Linked DNA regions of Homo sapiens: region 1 is linked to region 2. A link is a loop called in an ENCODE intact Hi-C map of the cell type or tissue named here. Cell type or tissue: psoas muscle. All regions are shown on one strand. Each heading gives the region's core, and the rest is flanking DNA. Links, peaks and the distances in the headings are about the cores only. Region 1 has its middle 110 kb from the start of LINC01505. Region 2 has its middle 92 kb from the start of ZNF462.

The links. Hi-C counts contacts between places; a loop is a spot of excess contacts. Peaks named below come from ENCODE experiments on the same cell type or tissue, not always from the same donor. Only the 100,000 strongest peaks of a DNase experiment are listed, where the experiment ranks them.
Region 1: a loop joins it to region 2, with 2.1 times the contacts of the local background. A loop is called at or near these places in 1 of 110 quality-filtered maps.

What each region holds. Positions count from the first base shown.
Region 1 is chr9:106,723,643-106,726,566 of GRCh38, reverse strand. No RefSeq gene overlaps it. Among named protein-coding and RNA genes, the nearest start is that of LINC01505, 110 kb to the right of the region's middle. In psoas muscle, for the core only: no CTCF peak of the experiment used is centred there; no DNase peak of the experiment used is centred there; H3K27ac peaks cover 1,483 bases.
Region 2 is chr9:106,769,957-106,772,880 of GRCh38, reverse strand. No RefSeq gene overlaps it. Among named protein-coding and RNA genes, the nearest start is that of ZNF462, 92 kb to the left of the region's middle. In psoas muscle, for the core only: no CTCF peak of the experiment used is centred there; a DNase peak (open chromatin) is centred at 1,120; H3K4me3 peaks cover 726 bases; H3K27ac peaks cover 2,172 bases.

The DNA.
Region 1 (2,924 bases), core at 322-2,821, 47 kb after region 2:
TCATTAATATCATATTAATGGAACAAATGACCAACTTTTTAATTATGGTGTTAATAACTATGAACATTAATTAATTTGAAGTCGCTCCAGTCATTGCTTAGATAAGTTACCTTTTGAAGCTGGAGGAAAACTTTCCTAAATGTCACTGGAAAACCAAGGGAAGTGTGGGTTCCATTCACCCTCTGGGACCATCATGGTTATTTTGGGATCAGTCTTGGCTGACAACATCTGAGTGAAGAGCACTGATGGTTTCCCTACAATGTGTTGCAATCAGAGGATATGGGACAACTGACTTCAGTTGGAACCAAACCAGAGCTGTGTGCTAGAGTTGCAGTTTGCCTATGTGTGCAGATTCTTTCCTACAGCCAACTCCAAATAGGAGATAGAGTGCATGCTTCTGTCCCTAGCAGAACCCTATTTGCTGAAGGGCAGCCAGAAAGTGAGGAGACGCTCTCAGGCTTCCTCAATTTGTTCTAACACGCTTTTCTCCCAGTGGATGTATGGATTAAGAAGTCTGGGTGAAAGATTAACACAGGGCCAGGCTAGATAGAAAATGGAGACTGGGGGTTTTACCAAATCCTCCCTATTTCTGATCTTCAGGAATTGGATACTGGAATGGAGTAAGAACATAAACAGATATATTTCAAGTTGTAAGCCCCCTCCTTCATTCTCTTAAAAAAGCTAGTTGTTAATCTCCTTTGCATCTTAAATTTTATTTTACATAGAAGCTTTATCTTTGCCACCATTTCAATAATTTGTATCCCTGCTAGCTCTGCTTCACTTGATCAAACTAACCTGGAAAATTTGTGAGCTATTAAGAGAACATACCATTTCCTTAGGGAGCCATTTATTCTCATCCTCACTGATAATAGAAAGTCCTTTTCTGGGTTTGATACTAGCCTTCTCAATCCATACTGGGTGTGTTTTCTTCCATTGCCGGTTGTTCTCAAGCTATCACTTTCAGTCTTGTACAAGCAGAGGTGGGATATGCTTCATGGACTCATTTTGGGCTCTGTTTTTATGATTGTCAGCAATGTGGATAAGGCAATGGAAATAAATGGTGTTGGATCATCAGTTTAATTGGTGACTAGAAAAAGAAAACACGAAGTGCGTCTATTTTCCTTCTTGTTTGGAATTCAGAATGGGTTTATAAACAAACTTTCTTATAGAAGTTATCCCCAGACTTTCTTATTTCCCACTTCAAGTCTAAGTTTGAAAATGGAGATGTCTCATAGGCACATATAGAAATATTGTCTAATTCCCTACGTGTTTAAAATTAAGACTATTAACATCCCTCACTTACTAGTTGTCCCTCAATGGATCTACATTGTTCCTGTCATCCCATTTAAAATTCCAGAGTCTTCTATAACTCCTCTCTCATTCTACATATATGGTGTTTGATTGGCCTATGTCTGTTCTTGTAGTTATTATTATTTTTTGCCTTCCAATATTTATCCACCTAGATGATGCCATTATTACCTGCACTGAGTCAACCGAAAGGGCCTCTTCACTGGTCACTATGGTGCTATGCTTTCTTACTCCAATCAGTCCTTCACCTCGCCTTGAGATCAGTCTTCCTTCTGAAAGCAACACTCTGCTCATGCTCTTCCCTGCTCTAAATATCACTAATTTCTCATTTCTAGTAAAAAAGGCCAGACTCGTCAGTGTAAGATTTAAAGTCATTCATATCTCGTCCCAGCCTGCTTATACTTTTTCAAGACTTTCCCCCTCCATTCCTCTAACACCCAAACACAGTGATTCAGTCATTCCTTAAAATAGCCTGGTACTTTTTGCCTCCACATTTTTGCTCATGCTTTTCTCTCTTCCTGGGATTCCATTCTCTTACATCCTAATGTGTATTTAAAAATGCCTCTTCTATAATTAATTGCCAATGCAGACTGATGTATTGTAGTCATATGCATATCTATTATATCTCCTCATTAGACAGTTAGATGTCAAAAGATAGAGCTATGCCCTATATACCTTTAAACTTTCTACAATGGTTAATATAATGCCCTGGATAGAATACACTTTCAGTAAGTATGTTTACTGATTGAATGAGTGTGTAAATAGAGATATAATGAACATATTGTTTAAACTTTGGATTACATCAAACTCTGGAGTATAATGAATGGAAACTTTTGGAAAGCTAACTGGTGCTTTCAGAGCAGAATGGAATTGAGAGTTCTAAAATATTTTCAGTCCCATCAAGGCCAGAGTTCCCTACTGTTCTTTTCCTTTATTCTCTCTTCATTTTTATTTCCTCAGACCCCTACCCCTTCATTGTCTCATAAATATAGCATGTTATATAGAAAAAAATGTTAAAAGCTGTTAGCATTTAAAGATATGTGGCAGTTAAATCTCTTATCCATAACTCTGCCAAACTGTCTCCACTATTCACACACAGCACATAAATAAAGACAACTGTCTGTGATCAGATCATGGGCAAAACTATGCAGTGGGTCACTCTAGCCAAAGCCATCACTGGAACAGCTTAGAAGCCTCCTGGAAACCTCATTAATGTAGCTCATTTTAAATTGACATCCTCACATTCTAGAAAATTGGCCTTCCATTGATGTTTTGGAAGGGTGGATGAACCTATGATGAAGTTTCTAGTTACTGGCACATGTATAAGCCTATGTACAGGTGTACATTCTGTGTGAAAGGATGTCTATTTGCGTTTATGGGTTGGTTTTACCCAAAAGTTTGAAGATCTTTGGAGACAGGAAGAAAGTGCAAGTCTTTATTTCAGCTTAAAAGAAGGGCCCAAGTCCAAGAACTTAGAGGTTTGGTTTGGACAGGCATCCAGAATTTAGGGTGACTATCTCAAGCTCCTGCATCTGCAAATGTGGACTGGATCAGTTGAGGACAGGCAATGTTATAACATTTTGCAGTAGTCTTTACTGCCATTAACACTAGGAAAG
Region 2 (2,924 bases), core at 96-2,595:
CATAGCCCTATGGCCCTTTAAAATGCTCATTATACTCAGGAATTAGGCTGTCTCACTGAATCTGATAAGGGTCTTCACAGAGTTTGTATCAGAACACGTGCTATGTCCAGAAAGACAAAGTCATATGAGTGTCTTCAGAGGCCAAGAAGTGAAATACTAATCCTGATTTTTGTGCCAAAGACTAAAAATAATTCAAGCCCAGAGCACAGTGTATCACAGAGGTCTCATCAGCTGAGAAATCTTATTTTCCTTCAAAGTCCCGTGCTTTTCATATGCCTCCTTTATTTAAGTTCATTGGTTTATACTTCATGGAGGCAAGATCAAATACTGCACTTCTCGGTTCCTAAACTAGAGACATTATTATACCCTCATTCACCTAAGGAAAACACACAGTCTTGGAGAAGTTTCCCTTTCGGAGTTAATAAACAGGTTTTGATATCATGCTTCTGAGGAGACTGGGCTCAGATTTTACCTAACCACATTTCAGAGGCTCTTTGGGACTGCGAGATTAAAGCGGACAGCCAGGAGTTTCCTTAAACATGTTAGGTCTTACATATGGTTCTAACTATGGTCATGGTTTCAAGGGACTATGAGATAGACCTCACAAAGAATTGTTCTTGTGTCCGTGTTAGAAATTGGCTGTAGCTAGCTTGGCTTACAGACATACTTAATATTTTGAAAGTTTGAAACACTTTGAAGTTACTTTCAAAACTTCTGCTTCTTCTCCCTATTCTTTCTGACTTTCTCTTCCCACCCAAGAGTCAGAGCTGGATGTGAATTTCTTTGAGAGGGGTGGCTTGATCCTTATCTCTGCCACTCACATGCAAGGGAGGAACTCACAATATTATGAGGTGCTTACCTGTTACCAGGTTTATAAACAATCCCAAACATGGTGACTCTGTCTCCACAGGGCTCAACCTTGCCCAGTGCAGGTCCTGAAGCTCATGGCCTTAGTCCCACCCATTCACAGACTTGGCCCTTTGTCTGGGGCTCCTCCCCGTTAGAAGGTGAGGTAAGATATGTATCCTGCTGCTGTCATTGTCATCTCTGTTTTCGGAAGGCCTGGGCCAAGCCCAAGTACTGGCAGGCCTGTATGTTAGCTTGGAACCCTGCCCGGCTTGGCTTTTTGATTATGCTGCACTTCTAACACATGCAAGCTGGATTCTTGGCTTGGTCTGTTTGTGCTGCTGTAACAAAATACCTGGCCAGGCATGGTGGCTCATGCCTGTAATCCCAGGACTTTGGGAGGCTGAGGCGGGTAGATCACATGAAGTCAGTTCGAGACCAGCCTGGCCAACATGGTGAAACCCTGTCTCTACTAAAAATACAGAAATTAGCTAGCGGGGCATGGTGGTGGGGACCTGTAATCCCAGCTGCTCGGGAGGTTGAGGGAGGAGAATCACTTGAACCTGGGAGGCAGAGGGTGCAGTGAGCCAAGATCGTGCCATTGCACACCAGCCTGGGCAACAAAAGAGTGAAACTCCATCTCAAAAACAAAAACAAACAACAACAACAACAAAAACACACACACATCTTAGCCTGGGCGATTTATCAAGAACAGAAATTTATTTCTCACAGTTCTGGAAGCTGGAAGCCCAAGATCAAGGTGCCAGCAGGTTCAGTGTCTGGTGAGGGCCTGGTCTCTACTTCCAAGATGGCACCTTGAATGCTGCATCCTCTGGAGGGGATGAATGCTGTGTCAAAAAAAGCTGAATGCTGTGTTAAGGCTCATTTATAAAGGCCTTAATCCCACTCATGAAAGAGAAGCCCTTATGACCAAATCACCACCTGAAGGCCCTACTCTTAAATGCTGTTGTATTGGAGATTAAGTTTCAACATGAATTTTGGAGGGGACACAAATATTCAAACTATAGCAGCCTCTGAGTCCAACCCATTGGCTGGGACACTTGCTGGCCTAAATGAACATGGTCCAACAGAAATGTAGTGTGAGCCAGGCTTATGGGCCCTGGGCCACACATGTAACTTTTAATTTTTCTAGTAGCCTCATTAAAAAATGGAAAAAGAAACAGGTGAAATTAATTTGGCGGTGGTAGGGAGAAAATGGGGAGATATGGGTCAGAGGATACAAAGAGGCAGATATGTAGGATGAACAGTTCTAGAGATCTAATGCACCACATAAGGATGATAGGTAATAAAATTGTTCTGTATTTGGAAATTCGGCTAGATGAATAGATTTTAGCAGCTCTTGCCAGAAAAAAAGGGTAACGATGTGAGCTGATGGATATATTAATTTGCTTTACTATAGTGACCATTTTACTATATATATGTATCCCAATAACATCATGTTATATACCACAAATATACACAATAAAATTTATTTAAACATAATTTTAATAATATATTTTATTTAACCCAATATAACCAAAGTACTATCACTTCAATATGTAGGCAGTATAAGAAAGATTACTGAAATATTTAACTTTTTGTACACTAAGTCCTTCAAATCCAGTGGATTTTACACTTCACATCTCAATGTGGAACCACTTGTGACTAGCAGCTACCGTATTGGACAATGCAGGCCCTGACCCAATTCTGCTTAATTTGGACGTTGTTGTAACCTGGTTGTGGAGCTACCATTTTCTGTGAGGGCACCTCTGATGGGAGGTTACTGTCTACCAGCCAAGACCCCTTCTTCCCCTGGAGACTGAAATCAGTCTGGAAAGAGCATTACTTATAGTTTACCATTGACCAGGCCATGTGCTAAGAACTTTACAAGCAGTATCTCTTTCTAACCGCAGAACAATTTGGAGGTTCTTTTATTACTTCTAAGGCATGGCATAAGAGGTTATGTAAATTGCCCAAGGTCAGAAAGTCGCTAAGGGGCAATACCAGAATTCCAAACCAGTTTTATCTGACTTTGGAGTCTGAGGTCTTCCCTGCTGTCCTGTAGTCCCTCTCTTGCC